3 separate regions of the Mus musculus genome follow, and regions 2 and 3 are each linked to region 1. Evidence: chromatin loops called from intact Hi-C (ENCODE). Cell type or tissue: left cerebral cortex. All regions are shown on one strand.

Region 1 (5,000 bases):
GACAGGGACTGCAGCAGAGGCCAGGGAGAACCACAGCTTCCCGACAGTTTACCCCCTCAGAGCTGGCACATCAACCGTTAATCAAGAAAAATGCCCCGACCTTACCTATGGCTGATCTAGTGAAGGTGTGCTCTCAGTTGGGATTTCCTCTTCCTCTGGCTTGTGTCAAATATACAAAACAAACAAACAAAAACAATCTTACCAGTGCTCTCTTGCCCTTGGTGTTGTGAGGTAGCCACCAGAGAAGACGGCTCAGACATGGGTTTGAGCCAACAGCCTTTACTAGCCGGCAAGAACTACACCAAGTGTTTGGATCCCTGTGTAGCAGCGAGCCTTTCTCGGGATGAGCTTTTAAGCACATAAACCATGTTCTAGGTTGACGCACTTCAGTTAGCAAGAGCAGTTAGCCAGAAGCAAAACTACAGAAGCCCAAAGCAAACAAACAAAAACAAAACACAAGGTGAGTCGTTTAGAGACTTTCCCAGAACTATATGGACTTTGATGGATTAGAGCTGTGTGTTCATTTTGTCGGTGCTGCTGTCTCCATGCTGAGTTTTACAGCCCGAATGGGACTTCCATCATGGAGTCAGTTGTGCTAAGGTCTTACAGCATAAGAAGGTCTGGGGCCCTGCTACACAGTCCAATGGTTTCTGATCAGCTGGAGACAACCCACATTGTTTCCTGCAGATGGAGGCTGCTTCTTTCTTTGTCCCTTGGAGACAGAAAGCCCAGGGCCAATTTGACATTTTGTAGCGAGTTCTCTCCACAGGGCCTGGAAAGGAGCCTGGCTTTGAGAATTGGAGCAGCAGCTGAATCCAGGAAACACAGGAGAGTGAATCAGAGGGGAGAAACAGAACCCCGGGTGGGGGTGGGGGGTGGGGGGGTGGGGGGGTGCGGGGGTGTTGACAGGTGAAGTCCCGAGGAACATGTGGCGCTTGTAAACCACTAGGTTGCCTGTCACTGAGGCAGATGGAAGGCCTTCAGAGCACTCTCAGCAGAGACCCAGATGTGACCATCTGAGCCATAGTGGGACTAGAGAAGATTCCCTGAGGGATGGGGGCGGGGGAAGACCTGGAGGGCACAGCGGAGCAAAGAAGTGGACAGGAACTGAGGTAGCTGCTAAGGACTTAAGAGTCAAGGCACTACCCCCCCCCCCTTTGGATTTTCGAGACAGGGTTTCTCTGTGTAGCCCTGGCTGTCCTGGAACTCACTCTGTAGACCAGGCTGACGTTAAACTCAGAAATCCACCTGCCTCTGCCTCCCAAGTGCTGGGATTAAAGGCATGCACCACCACTGCCCGGCTTTTTATTTTTAGAGTCAAGACAATTTTGCTTTGTTTTCCTGCATTGTAGGATTAATGCCCACCCTTTTTGAGATGGGATTTTATGTAGCTTAGGCTGGCCTGGAGTTTACTTCATAGCCCAGGATTGCTTTGAACTCCCTCTCCTCCTTCAGATTTATTTATTATGTACACAGTGTTCTGACTGCATATATCCCTGCATGACAGAAAAGGGTGCCAGATCTCATTACAGATGGTTGTGAGCCACTATGTGGTTGCTGGGACTTGAACTCAGGACCTCTGGGAGAGCAGTCAGTGCATCTTAAATTCTGAGCATCTCTCCATCTCTGAACTCCTGATTCTTCTATCCTCACTCCCCAAAAGCTAGCATTGAAGTTATGTGCTACCGGGGCTGGAGAGATGGCTCAGGGGTTAAGAGCACTGGCTGCTCTTCCAGAGGTCCTGAGTTCAATTCCCAGCAACCACATGGTGGCTCACAACCATCTAGAATGAGATCTGATGTCATTTTCTACCATGTAGGCATACACGCAAATAGAGCACTCACATACATAAATACGTCTTAAAAAAAAAAAAAAAAAGGTACGTGCTCCAACGTCCGGTGTATGTGGTGCCGGGAAATGGAGCTCCATACATCCTAAGCAACCTCTCCAGCAACTAAACTACATTCCCAGGTTCCCACAGACAATAATAATGTTGCTGTAGATGAACCAGAAAAAAAAAAGGGAGGCATGGATGTCAGCACTGCATGTGTCAACAGCAGGTTAGAGCAGAAGCCTCCAACAGAGCCACTGCAGTGGGCAAGGTGTGACAAGGAGTACCTGGAGAGCCTTTTGAGGGTGGTTTTAAACATCTCACCTGCCCCTCCTGGCAGTACCCTTGTCCCAGCGGAGAGCATTCCAAACCCACACCTGACCCAAGCGTGGATTCAGTACTTGAAAGCTTCACCCACCACCAAAAGGCCCAGAGATGGAGACAGATGGGTAGGCAATGGCTACGAGAAAAAAAATTTTAAAAACCGCCGCCGGAGAGATGGCTCAGCAGTTAAGAGCACTTCTGTTCTTCCAAACACCTGTACCTCCAGCTCTAAGGAATCTATTGCCCTCTTCTGGCCTCTGGAGGCACTGCACTTGTGTACACATAACACTTTCTCCACCATAGACACAACCAAGAGGCTAATCATCATCATCATCATCATCATCATCATGAAGGGAACAAAAAATCCTAGACTGTCTCCTGTCCTGGGAATACAAAGGGCAGTGGTGGCAGCGGCAATAGCCAGGAACTGCCTGTGCTGTGGTAGCTATCATCGTGAGCCGTGTGCACTAACCCTTGAGTTCTGTAAAGTGGAGGCAGTCCTCCCTTGGGGCTGCTGGAGACAATGCACAGAAAGCATTCTCTGCAGGGTGCTCAACAGTGAGTCCTTCCCTTCCCTCCTTCCAATGTCCTGGCCTAGCAATTGCCTTAGGAAATTGTATGCTTGCAGAGTGGCTCCAATGGTAAACACAGAGCCCCTCCTGCTGGTGATAGCTGGAACTGCACCCAGCCCCAGTACAGCTAGCTCCCTTTAGGACACAGGCCACTAGACCTTCCCACCCATTACATGCCAGGGCTCACATCCATTGTGTCATGTCATTGCTTCTGCAGAATGAAGTGGCCTCTCCTCCACTTCTTGGCGACAGCAAGTGTCACCCACTTTGGAAGAATTTACAGCTACATTGTTCCTTCTACCTCTGCCAGAAAGAATATAAAATATTCTCTTTTCATTTTTCTAAATAGTTGGACTAATAACTAAATTTGCTAGACAGACAGATGTGGGGAGGACCTAGCACATCTGCCTGTCTCTTACTTGGGAGAGACTCCCCCAGACCAGGGCCAGCCTTACCTGTCATCAGGGTCTCATTCTAGCACAAGTAGTCACTGTCCCACCAGAAATCCCTAGGAGGAAGGTGAGTGTGGGTGAGGTGACATGTGTACACCCTTTTCTGCGTCTTCCTGAATACCTGAGAATGCCTTTTGTACTCTTTAGGAACACTTTTTGAGCTGGACGGTGGTGGCGCATGCCTTTGATCCCAGCACTTGGGAGGCCGATCTCTTGAGTTCGAGGCCTCCCTGGTCTACAGAGCAAGTTTGAGGCCAGCTAGGGCTACAGAGAATCCCTGTCTTGAAAAACAAACAAGCGAGCAAAAAAACCCAAAAAACAAAAAAATATTTTTGAGACACTGTTTTAGCTTTGGGGAATCTAGAACATATTATGTAGATCAGGCTGGCCTTGAACTCTTTAGAGATCTGCCTGCCTCTGCCTCCCAAGTATATATGTATGTGTGTATATTTGCTTGTACATGTGTGCCTGAATGTTTATAGCAGTTGGAGGTCAGAGGACAGCTGTGTGCAGTAGATTTCAGGGATTGAAATCCCACCAGCAGGTGTGGGCAGCAGTGCGCTACCCACTGAGCTCCCCAGTCCTCCTTTTTGAGGCAGTCTTGCTATGTAGCCCCAGTTGGCCTGGAACTTGCAATCTTCCCAACTCAGACCCCCAGGTTGAAATTTCAGGTGTGAGCCACCGCATCCAGCTGAAGTTTTCAAGTAGCAGGGAGGAGAGACCCTTTGTGTGGTAGCCTCTGCTCCCCTCCAGCGACTGACTATACCATTGTTTATGTTCCCCTCTTGATGGCTCCTCGCAGTGGTTCCTCTACCTGGAAAGCCTTGGTCCTCCTCTTCCGGGTACAATTCTTCAGTGCTCGGCTAGAGCGTCATCCGGAAACCATGTTGACCTTCTATGTCTCGATGGGCTTCCGAGCTCTATCATAGCCTTCCAGTTAGACAGTTTAGCATGGCCACTTCTTTCTGGCTCATCTAAAACAAGGTCTCACCTATCCCAGGCTAGACCTTAGACTCATGACATTGGATAGGCTGGGGCTTGTGACCCTCCTGCCTCCACCTCTCAAGTGCTGGGATTACAGGCATGTATCATCCACCCAGCTGTGTTTTAAGTACTTTTTGAGGGTGTGTGCATTCCCGTGGGGTATGTGCACATATTCCTCCATTACTCTCCAACTGGTTTTCTGAGAGTCTCTCACTGAGCATCCAATTTTTGGATCTGGCTTGACAGGATAGCCAACGAGCTCTGGGTGGGGGTGGGGGTGGGGTCCCTGCCTCCCACACTCCCTCCCAATGCTAGGGGTCATCTGCCTATGACATAGTTGAGGACAAGGAATTTGGACTCAGACTCATGTACTTATGGTGCCAGGCACTTTACTGAGACAACTCCTGGATCCTTTTTCAAAATTTTTATGTGTATGTATGGGTGCTCTTGCAGTCAAGGCTTTTGATTTCCTGGAATTACAATTAGGTTGTAACTGTACTGGGAACAGAATTGAGCTTCTCTGCAAGAACAGCAGGCACTTTTAACCGAAGACATTCCTTTAGCCAAACCCACTAGTTTTTATTCTATTCATTTTTGAGACAGTTTCTGTGTAACTCCGCGACTGTCCTCGGTAGACCAGGCTGACTCTAGGATCGCTCCGCCTCTGCCTCCTGAGTAGTTTTAAAGGCACTGGATATTTTAAACTCCAGAACAGGAGAGAAAACTGAGACGAAGCCAGGCACAGGAGAGCATCAGCAATAGACAATTTAGAGGACCTCCCTCGCACAAGCAGCTACAGACCTGAACTCAGATGTCACTTCCCCATGGCGCTCACAG
Region 2 (5,000 bases), 110 kb before region 1:
AAGCCGGAGAATGTGAATTTGTTCCCAAGCACCCTTGTGGGACAGGTATGGTGACAGACACTGATCCATCACTGGGGAGTTAGAGACAGGATGACCCTTGGTGCTCCCCAGCCAGCCAGGGTAACTAGGTAGTGAGCCTCGGCTCCTAGAACTGGGTATGTATATAGCTCCTGAGGGATGAATGACAGTGGAGGGTTACCTCAGGCTTCCATGTGCATGGTCACACATCTATCCTTACACACACATAGACACACACAAAATAGAAAATATGGTTTAATTATTTAGTTGAATTATTTAATAGTTAGACCAAATTCGGCATAACAACTGAATGCTGCGGAGGAAAGTTAGCACTGAAACTGGCACCGTACCCAGAGAGCTTTGTCTCTTAAGTAGGACCCTGAAACCCAGGTTCACCATTGTCTGGACCAGCATGCCACTGAGATGCCACTTGGCTAGGAGTGTCAGAGTTACAGTTGTTCTGACAGACCAAGCAGTACAGAGGAAGAGGTTTTTATCAACTCCCTTGGTTCCTAGATTGATACATTTGTTGTTGTTGTTGTTGTTGTTGTTGTTTATTTGGCTTAGTCCTGGCCATCCTGAGTACTGGGATTAAAAGTATACACTGGGCTGGTGAGATGGCTCAGTGGGTAAGAGCACCCGACTGCTCTTCCGAAGGTCCAGAGTTCAAATCCCAGCAACCACATGGTGGCTCACAACCATCCGTAACGAGATCTGACTCCCTCTTCTGGAGTGTCTGAAGACAGCTATAATGTACTTCCATATAATAAGTAAATAAATTAAAAAAAAAAAAAAAGGAAAACGATTTAAAAAAAAAAAAAAAAAAAGTATACACTAGCATTACCTGGCCTTTTTTTTTTTTTTTTTTTTTTTTTAATGACTGGCGCTTCAGAACTTTTTTTTTTTTTTTTTTTTTTTTTTTGATTTTTTTTTCCATTTTTTATTAGGTATTTCGCTCATTTACATTTGCAATGCTATACCAAAAGTCCCCCATAGCCACCCACCCCCTCTCCCCTACCCACCCACTCCCCTTTTATGGCCCTGGCGTTCCCCTGTACTGGGGCATATAAAGTTTGCAAGTCCAATGGGCCTCTCTTTCCAGTGATGGCCGACTAGGCCATCTTTTGATGCATATGCAGCTAGAGTCAAGAGCTCCGGGGTACTGGTTAGTTCATAATGTTGTTCCACCTATAGGGTTGCAGATCCCTTTAGCTTCTTTGGTACTTTCTCTAGCTCCTTCATTGGGGGCCATGTGATCCATCCAATAGCCGACTGTGAGCATCCACTTCTATGTTTGCTAGGCCCAGGCATACTCTGACAAGAGACAGCTATATCAGGGTCCTTTCAGCATAATCTTGCTAGTGTATGCAATGGTGTCAGCATTTGGAAGCTGATTATGGGATGGATCCCCGGATATGCTAGTGTCTACATGGTCCATCCTTTTATCTCAGCTCCAAACTTTGTCTCTGTAACTCCTTCCAAGGGTGTTTTGTTCCCTCTTCTAAGGAGGGGCATAGAGTTCACACTTCAGTCTTCATTTTTCTTGAGTTTCATGTGTTTAGGAAATTGTATCTTATATCTTGGGTATCTTAGGTTTTGGGCTAATATCCACTTATCAGTGAGTACATATTGTGTGAGTTCCTTTGTGAATGTGTTACCTCACTCAGGATGATGCCCTCCAGGTCGATCCATTTGGCTAGGAATTTCATAAATTCATTCTTTTTAATAGCTGAGTAGTACTCCATTGTGTAGATGTACCACATTTTCTGTATCCATTCCTCTGTTGAGGGGCATCTGGGTTCCTTCCAGCTTCTGGCTATTATAAATAAGGCTGCTATGAACATAGTGGAGCATGTGTCCTTCTTACCAGTTGGGGCATCTTCTGGATATATGCCCAGGAGAGGTATTGCTGGATCCTCCGGTAGTACTATATCCAGTTTTCTGAGGAACCGCCAGACTGATTTCCATAGTGGTTGTACAAGCCTGCAATCCCACCAGCTTCAGAACTTTTTATGGACTTAACTTGTATGTGTGTATGTGCTCATGCAGGCCAGCAGCCAGGCACACATGTGGGTGTCAGTCAGCTCTCTTTCCAGTGGATGGGGACTGGGGAGTGAACTGGGACATCAGACTTGGCAGAAAGCGTCTTTATTCACTGGGCCATCTCGCTGGCTGCTCTGTGTGTGTTCATAGTCACTTTCCTGCAGATGGCAGGCAAGTGTGTGGAGGAAGGCTCTTAGGGCACTGGGTCTGGCAGGAATGAAAAGTGAGGTTAACGGAGCAGGAGGAAGAAAGCAAAGTTAGACCTTGCTTAACTGAGCAGGGACGATAACTTGTGAGTGGTCAAGGAAGAGCAAGGCTGGCTCGAGGCACACACCTGAGTTCCCAGCACATGACAGCTAAGGCACAGGATTCCAGTCCAAGGAAGCTCTGGGTGGCACTGCAATGCCTTGCCATTATCCCCGCAACTACCGGCCAAAAACCAAGGGCTATAATTTTCTTTTTTTTTTAATTTGTTTATTTTATTTATTTTTTTATCTTATTTTATGTATGTGAGTACACTGTAGCTGTACAGATGGTTGTGAGCCTTCATGTGGTTGTTGGGAATTGAATTTTTAGGGCCTCAGCTTGCTCTGGTCAACCCTGCTTGATCAGTCCCTGCTTGATCAGGCCCAAAGCTTTATTTATTATTATATATAAGTACACTGCAGCTGTCTTCAGACACACCAGAGTGTCAGATCTCATTTTGGGTGGTTGTGAGCCACCATATGGTTGCTGGGATTTGAACTCAGGACCTTCAGAAAAACAGTCAGTGTTTTTACCCGCTGAGCCATCTCGCCAGCCCCCTATAATTTTCTTTTATTTATTCATTCAAAGTATCTTTCCCATAGCAATACTTATGTTTTAGGTATTGACTCTAGCTTAGGTTTGATTTTGATACCACCAAGTGATTCTTAGAACATGAGCCAGGCAGTGGTGCACACCTTTGATCCCCATGCTTGAAAGGTAGAGGCAAGCAGATCTTTGAGTTCAAGGCCAGCCTGGTCTACAGAGTGATCTAATAGCAGAATGTTCCCTCATGAGAACATGGCTCTGGTTTGGTCCCAAGGTTAGCTAAAGAGCATCTGAATTTCAAATACCATATACAGCTGTTGGGTTACAACCATGTGCCTCGCAGGCTCCCATGGATAGCTCAAAGTTCTTGGTCACATGGATGGCCCTGGTTAAAACCCTGTGACAAAGAAAGTCATGAAGAAAGGGACTTTGGGGCTTATGGGAGTGGGATGGGAGTAACCAGAACACATTATTATACACAGACGAAATTCTCCAAGAACAAACTTAATAATAAAAGAATATTACAGAGCTTTAAAAAGAGAATGTTTGCTGTAGATCCAGGCTACAGCGTGGATTTACAGTAGAGACACAAACCAAATCTAGCTGCTGGCTGGCTTGGTATCTTGGGTGTGTCACTAACCTGTGAAGGCCCTTTATCTATAATGTGAGGAAGGAGAGGTAGATGGAGGAGATGGGGGCTTTGAAAGCTACAAAAGTAGGAGACACACAGAAGAGCTTGCTCACCGCTCCTTCAGCCCCAGCTCACTGTCTTCCATGCTAAGGCTGTGGGAGCCTTAGCACTCTTGATGTGAGGATGAAGCGGGTTGTTTTCGTAATGGCACACTCCATTCTTTGGGCTCCTGACCGCGTGAGTAGTCAGCACGTGGGGTCAGTTATCCCGTCCAAGCTCAGGCAGATGAACAGAGCAGCAGACCTTTTCTTTGGTATTAGAAAGGGTAGAGAAGACTGTCCTAATAGGATTTTTCTCTCTCTCTGTAGGTAAGGAGAGCTGCTTTGAGAGAATTGTTTCGAGGTTTGGGAAAAAAGTCACATATGTAGTGATTGGAGATGGACGAGATGAAGAAATTGCAGCCAAGCAGGTAACTGGGAAGGAAAATGTTCAGTTATGTGGTTGTGCATGAAGCAGTTAAAGTGCACAGGAGAGCCAGGTACAATGGTACACATCTGTACTCCCTACACTCCGGAGGCAGTAGGAGGGAGAGAAGTCTGAGGGTGTAGCTTACTTAGCAGGGTGCTATCTAGGATGTATGGTCTCCCGGGTTCAATCCTCAGCACTTTATAAACCAGGATGGGGCATTGCCTGTAATCACAGCACTTGTGAAGTAGAGGCAGGAAGATTAGAAGTTGAAAGGGCATCCTTAGCCACATAGTGAGTTCATGGGATACATGAGACCCTATCTGGTGGTATGGGGAGAAAATGGGAAAATTGAAAAATATTTACAACTCTTGTGTATCTGTGGTATGTATCGTCCTTCCTCACTTTTCATTAAAGGGAAAAAAAGATCATTGTTCCCCAAATGGAGTTTTCCTGTAATTTTTTAGATTTCTTCTGTCCTTTCCTCCCTACCTTTCAAGAATCTTAGAACCAGGCCTCAGGATAGGAAGCCTGGGTTCAGACCCCAGCACCACACAAAACTATACGTAATGCTACACTGGAATTCCAGGGCCCAGGAGTGGAGGCAGGGGATCAGAAATTCAAGGTCATCCCTAGGCTACACAGCAAATTCGGGTCCTCATGAATCCTGATGTGGGCCTCATCTTCATCTAAGGGGAGCAGGTTAACTCTAGAAAGGCAGGCTATCCTGACCTTTCCCGGTGCTGGCTCTGTTCTTAAAAGTTGGGAAGGAGTGGGGCGTGGTGGCGCACGCCTTTAATCCCAGCACTCAGGAGGCAGAGGCAGGCGGATTTCTGAGTTCGAGGCCAGCCTGGTCTACACAGAGAAACCCTGTCTCGAAAAACCAAAAAAAAAAAAAGTTGGGAAGGGCCTAGAGAGATGGTTCAGTGGGTAAGAGCACTGACTGCTTTGCCGAAGGTCCTGAGTTCAATTCCCAGCAACCACATGGTGACTCACAACCATCTATAATGGATGCCCTCTTCTGGTGTGTCTGAAGACAGCTACAGTGTAC
Region 3 (5,000 bases), 120 kb before region 1:
TGGCTTCCTTTTATATAGATTTGCTGCTGGGAGAAAGCAAGCTGCTAGGCTGGGTCATTCTAGTTGCACACAAACATCAGGAATTTTACCCAGTGAAGGTTTGATGGTGTCAGGAATATCCCTATGAACTGTTGTCTCGACTGTTGTATTTCAGTGAAGACTACAGCAGGGCAGTCTCACTGTCAGCTCAGTCTCCTCATTCCTCTGTTGGCTACTGTTTCTTCTGACCTGTTGATCTTTTTAAAAGTGTGTGCGCACGCGCGCGTGTGTTTGCGCGCGTGTGTGTGTGTGTGTGTGTGTGTGTGTGTATGCAAGGAGGTCAGAGAACGTGAAGTCAGTTCTTTCCTTCTACCTTTACTTGGTGTCCAGGAATTGAACTTAGGTCACCAGTCTTGTGTGGCAAAGCACATTTACTCACTGAGCCATTTCAGTGGCCTTGGCCAAAAAGTATCATACATAAGTGCTGGAGAGATGGCTCAGTGGTTAAGAGCACCGGCTGCTCTTCCAGAGGTTCCGAGTTCAATTCCCAGCACCCACATGATGCTTATAACCATCTAGAGTGAGCACTGGTGCCTTCTTCTTGAATGTAGATGTACATACAGATAGAACACTCATATACAATCAGTCAGTCAGTCAATCAGTTTTTTTTAAGTACCCAAACATTTAAAGACTTTAGGGAAAAAGACTGTCCTATCATTTCATGTTAATGTTAATGTTTTATAGGTAACCTCATAGGTAAATATTTCCCCTGTGAATCCCTAGTATTAAGCATTTCATCGATAGGTGTTTGTTTGTTTTGTTTTGTTTGTTTTTGGGACAGGGTTTCTTTGTGTAGCCCTGATTGTCCTGGAACTCATTATGTAGAGACCAGGCTGACCTCATACTCAGCTCTGAGTGCTAGGATGAAAAACATGTATAATTTCTTAAATATATAACAGAGCTGAACACACCGTCCTTGTTAGAACCAATCAGGAACCCCTGCCTGCAGAGCAGCAGCTCCTCCATGTGTGGACTCTCTGCCGTGTTAGGAAAGCCTCCTGTGAAGCATCTTCGAGCATCTTCGGGCCTCTCGGCTTATCTGTCTATCTGTTTTCTCTTACCTGTGACTGACTAGATTTCCTATTTTATGTCTTGGCAGCTTTTCTTGTTTGTTTGGGTTGTTATGTTTTGTTTTCTTTCTGAGACAAAGTTTCTCTGGGTAACTTCCTAAAACTCAGTCCTTACTCCTGGAACTCTCTCTGTAGACCAGACTCACCCCCAGCTCAAGAGATCCACCTGCCTACGCCTCCTGAGTGATGGGATTGAAAGCGTGTGCTGCCACCATCCAGCTTCTTAGCCAGCCTCTTTATTTAGCATAGAACCTTACACTTAATGTATTGAACCGTATTTTGATATGTTTGATTCTTTTGAAAAACAGTCTAGGGCTGGAGAGATGGCTCAGTGGTTAGGAGCACTAAGTGGCTCACAACCATCTATAATGGGATCTGATGCACTTTTCTGGTGTGTCTGAAGACAGCTACAGTGTACTCATATAAATAAAATAAATAAGTCTTAAAAGAAAAGAAAAGAAAAGAAAAGGAAAGGAAAGAAAAGAAAAAGGGTCTATCTCAAGGTATCCTGAAACTTGTTATGTAGCACATTTGACCTTATACTTAGGATCCTCTGGCTTCATTTTCCCAAATGCCTCTGTGTGTGTGTGTGTGTGTGTGTGTGTGTGTGTCCGTCCACCATGGCCATCTCTAGATTTCTTCTTTTTCTATAGCCATAATCATGCTTATATAGTTGTATTAATTGAGTAGTCTGCCCTTTTGTCACTGTATAGTAGTATTCTGTCATCCCAAGTGAGCCTCTGTGGAGCACTAGTGCTTATGTTATTTCCCTCTTCCTCAGTGGTCACCATCAATTCATCCTGGGAAGGAAAGGAGAGGCTGGACATACATACTGGAGCACACTTGCTCTTCCAGCACTTAGGGGTGGAGACAGTGGGATTAAAGGAGCAAGTCCAGCCTCAGCTACATAGTGAAGCTGAAACTAGCCTGGTCTACATGAAGCATTTTCTTTTTAAAAAAAAAAAAAAAAAGGAAAAGGAGAAATAACAAATGCTAGTGAGGATTGTTAAAGCATTAGCTCTGTTTATCAGATACTAAGAACAGGCCACAGAATCTCAGGTGACACACTCAAGTCCTGTGAGTACTGAGTTTGATTTTCATTATGCTCTTTTCTTTCAGCAACTACAGTTTCTCCACAGATGGTTTCAGTGGTTCAGGAGGCAGTGGTAGCCACGGCTCATCTGTGGGCGTTCAGGGAGGTGTGGACTGGATGAGGAAACTGGCCTTTCGCTACCGAAAAGTGAGGGAAATCTACGACAAGCATAAAAGCAATGTGGGTGGTAAGTGTGGCCAACTGCTCTGAACCGGATCCTTGGTGCTTTCCTGCGGTCCTTTCCCAGGGTGCCCTGGTTCTGCCTTGCAACTTTCTAGGAATTTGTGCCGTGTTAATTCTGCATTTTAAAAAAGTAGAGATCTAACTGAAACCCTTTGAAGAATTTGCACCACCCATGGCCTTTAGAATAGAAGACTTTGGGCAAGGCTCTGTACCGTTGGTGGCAGTTAGAATAGGGCATGAAAGGCTAAAAAATGGCTCAGCAGTTAAAAGTGTTGGCTGCTCTAGCAGAGGACTTAGGTTAAGTTCTTAGCACCCACACAGTAGGTTTCAACCATCTGTAGCACCAGTTTGAATGTATCTGATGTCTTCTGAGCTCTGTGAACATCAGACATGCATCCTGTATACATACATACATGCAAGCAAAACATACACATAAAATTAAAATAAATTTAAAAAATTTTTTTTAAATGGAGATGATAAGCCGGGCGGTGGTGGCGCATGCCTTTAATCCCAGCACTCGGGAGGCAGAGGCAGGCGGATTTCTGAGTTCAAGGCCAGCCTGGTCTACAGAGTGAGTTCCAGGACAGCCAGGACCTCACAGAGAAACCCTATCTCAAAAAAAAAAAAAAAAATGGAGATAATAGTTGAGGCTCTGCACCATTGATGCCATTAGGATGCTGATTTTGGAAGATGCTCTATATTCTAATTCTTTTTTTTTTTTTTTTTAAGATTTATTTATTATATGTAAGTACACTGTAGCTGTCTTCAGACACTCCAGAAGAGGGCATCAGATCTCGTTACAGATGGTTGTGAGCCACCATGTGGTTGCTGGGATTTGAACTCCAGACCTTCGGAAGAGCAGTCGGGTGCTCTTACCCACTGAGCCATCTCACCAGCCCTATTCTAATTCTTTTTAACATCACTGTGGACAACTGTGGTATTTCCTTTAGACAAGTACCACTTTAAAGAAAATGTGCTGTATTAGTCAACTTTATCGCTGTGATAAAGATACCTAAAATGATCAATTTAACAGGAGGAAAGACTTATTTATCATGTGACCATTGGCCCTGTTGTCTTGGGCTTGTGGTAAACCAAAACATCATGGCAGGGAGAGGCTGCTCACCTCAGTGCCCAGAGAGGGGGAGGAGGAGCGGGCAGTGTGATTCCTAATGTCACAGTCAAGCACACTGCCTACTGCTGCCAGCTAGGCCCTACCTCTTGTCAGTAGTACCTTCCCTTGCAACAAGCCTTACCACTTAGCTTTTGGGGTTATGGTTTAGATGTGTTATTTGGTTGGTTGGTTGGTTGGTTGCTGAGACAGTCTTGTTAGGCAGCCCAGAACCATGCTTGAACTTGCTCCCAAGTACTGGAATTCTAGACATGCCCCCCAATACCCACTTCAATATATACCACATAGTGTAGTATTATTACTAATTTTGACTTACAACCACAGTTGGTACTAGTTAGTAGACTACCGTATTTTAAAGAGCAGCTGTCTATATCCATCATGGCAAGTCAAATAGACCCAGATGCTACATTGGATGAGAGGTAGGCCTGGGATTATAGTGGCAGTGTCCATGTGAGATAGTCTGCCCAGAAGTATTGTAGGTGTTAGTATATCTAAAAGTCATGAATTGTTCAAAGTGGGAGAGGCCTTAGAAGTCTTCTTTAAATACCTCATTTGGCATTGAGAAATTAACATCCATCATGCAGGCAGGAACAGCACACACAGTCATATAGCAAGTAAATAAGATGGCCGCATTCCCTGACTTTTGGTCAGTGGGCTTTCCAAGGAATACTTCCCTATATGTTTTTGTAGTGTGAGTAGAATGTAGGGCTTATTTAACCTTTGCTACAGAAACTTCTGAGTCGCACTTGCTCTTTGAATATACGAACTCAGAGCATCTAACAGTGGGCTCCCACATGAGACCTGGTACGTTTTATGCAGAATCAATTAGACTCCTAGAGCAGTGTGTGAGTCTGCTATCGCTGGAGTTGCTTCAGAAGTGATTCTAGTACGGGGGTTGGTCCTTCCCTCTGGAATCCTGGCTGAAACATTCAGTACAGGCAGAAGTTGGTGCTGTCACTAGGGAATGGCAGCTGGGAAAGGATCCCCATCCCGGCCATTCCCACTCTCTGTGGAATCCTAAGCAACTTCCCTTTGTTCTTTGTCTTTAGAGGTAAGAACTGTTCTAACAGTCATTGTCCCTGTGTGGTTCTTGGTGTTGTGTTGTGGAGTAGGGCTATTCAAGTGTGTTCCATCAGTCTATAGATAACACCCATTGGTAACAAAGAAGGAGCTTGTATGGAACCTAAGTTTTCTAAAACATGGGAGTGTACACACGGGGACTTGGAGACATTGCTTCTTCATATAGCAAGTGCATTCATTGGTGACTTGTCTCCAGCATCTTCGTATAGCAAGTGCGTTGGTCACCTGTCTGTCTCCAGCACAGCACGGGACAGCAGCAGCTTAAGGAAGGAAAGGTTTCTCTGGCTCACAGCCCACACTGTAGTCAGGACACAGTGGCAGGAGCAGGAGTCACCGGGCACACTGAGTCCACAGTCGGTAAACAAAGATGGGAGGGTACTGGTGCTCAGCTTGCTTTCTCCTTGTT

The links. Peaks named below come from ENCODE experiments on the same cell type or tissue, not always from the same donor. Only the 100,000 strongest peaks of a DNase experiment are listed, where the experiment ranks them.
Region 2: it touches region 1 in a loop (2.2-fold over the local background); 3 of 42 quality-filtered maps call a loop at or near these places.
Region 3: a loop joins it to region 1, with 2.2 times the contacts of the local background. A loop is called at or near these places in 3 of 42 quality-filtered maps.

What each region holds. Positions count from the first base shown.
Region 1 is chr4:132,821,359-132,826,358 of GRCm38, forward strand. No RefSeq gene overlaps it. Among named protein-coding and RNA genes, the nearest start is that of Ppp1r8, 19 kb to the right of the region's middle. In left cerebral cortex, CTCF peaks have their summits at 2,404 (motif pointing left) and 2,861; DNase peaks (open chromatin) are centred at 740, 2,402, 2,815 and 4,802.
Region 2 is chr4:132,715,360-132,720,359 of GRCm38, forward strand. It overlaps Eya3 (EYA transcriptional coactivator and phosphatase 3), which reads left to right. Exons shown (of 17, transcript NM_210071.2): 16 at 3,853-3,953. Among named protein-coding and RNA genes, the nearest start is that of Xkr8, 15 kb to the right of the region's middle. In left cerebral cortex, no CTCF peak of the experiment used is centred here; a DNase peak (open chromatin) is centred at 2,176.
Region 3 is chr4:132,704,735-132,709,734 of GRCm38, forward strand. Eya3 (EYA transcriptional coactivator and phosphatase 3) reads left to right here. Exons shown (of 17, transcript NM_210071.2): 13 at 2,229-2,389. Among named protein-coding and RNA genes, the nearest start is that of Xkr8, 25 kb to the right of the region's middle. In left cerebral cortex, no CTCF peak of the experiment used is centred here; a DNase peak (open chromatin) is centred at 2,328.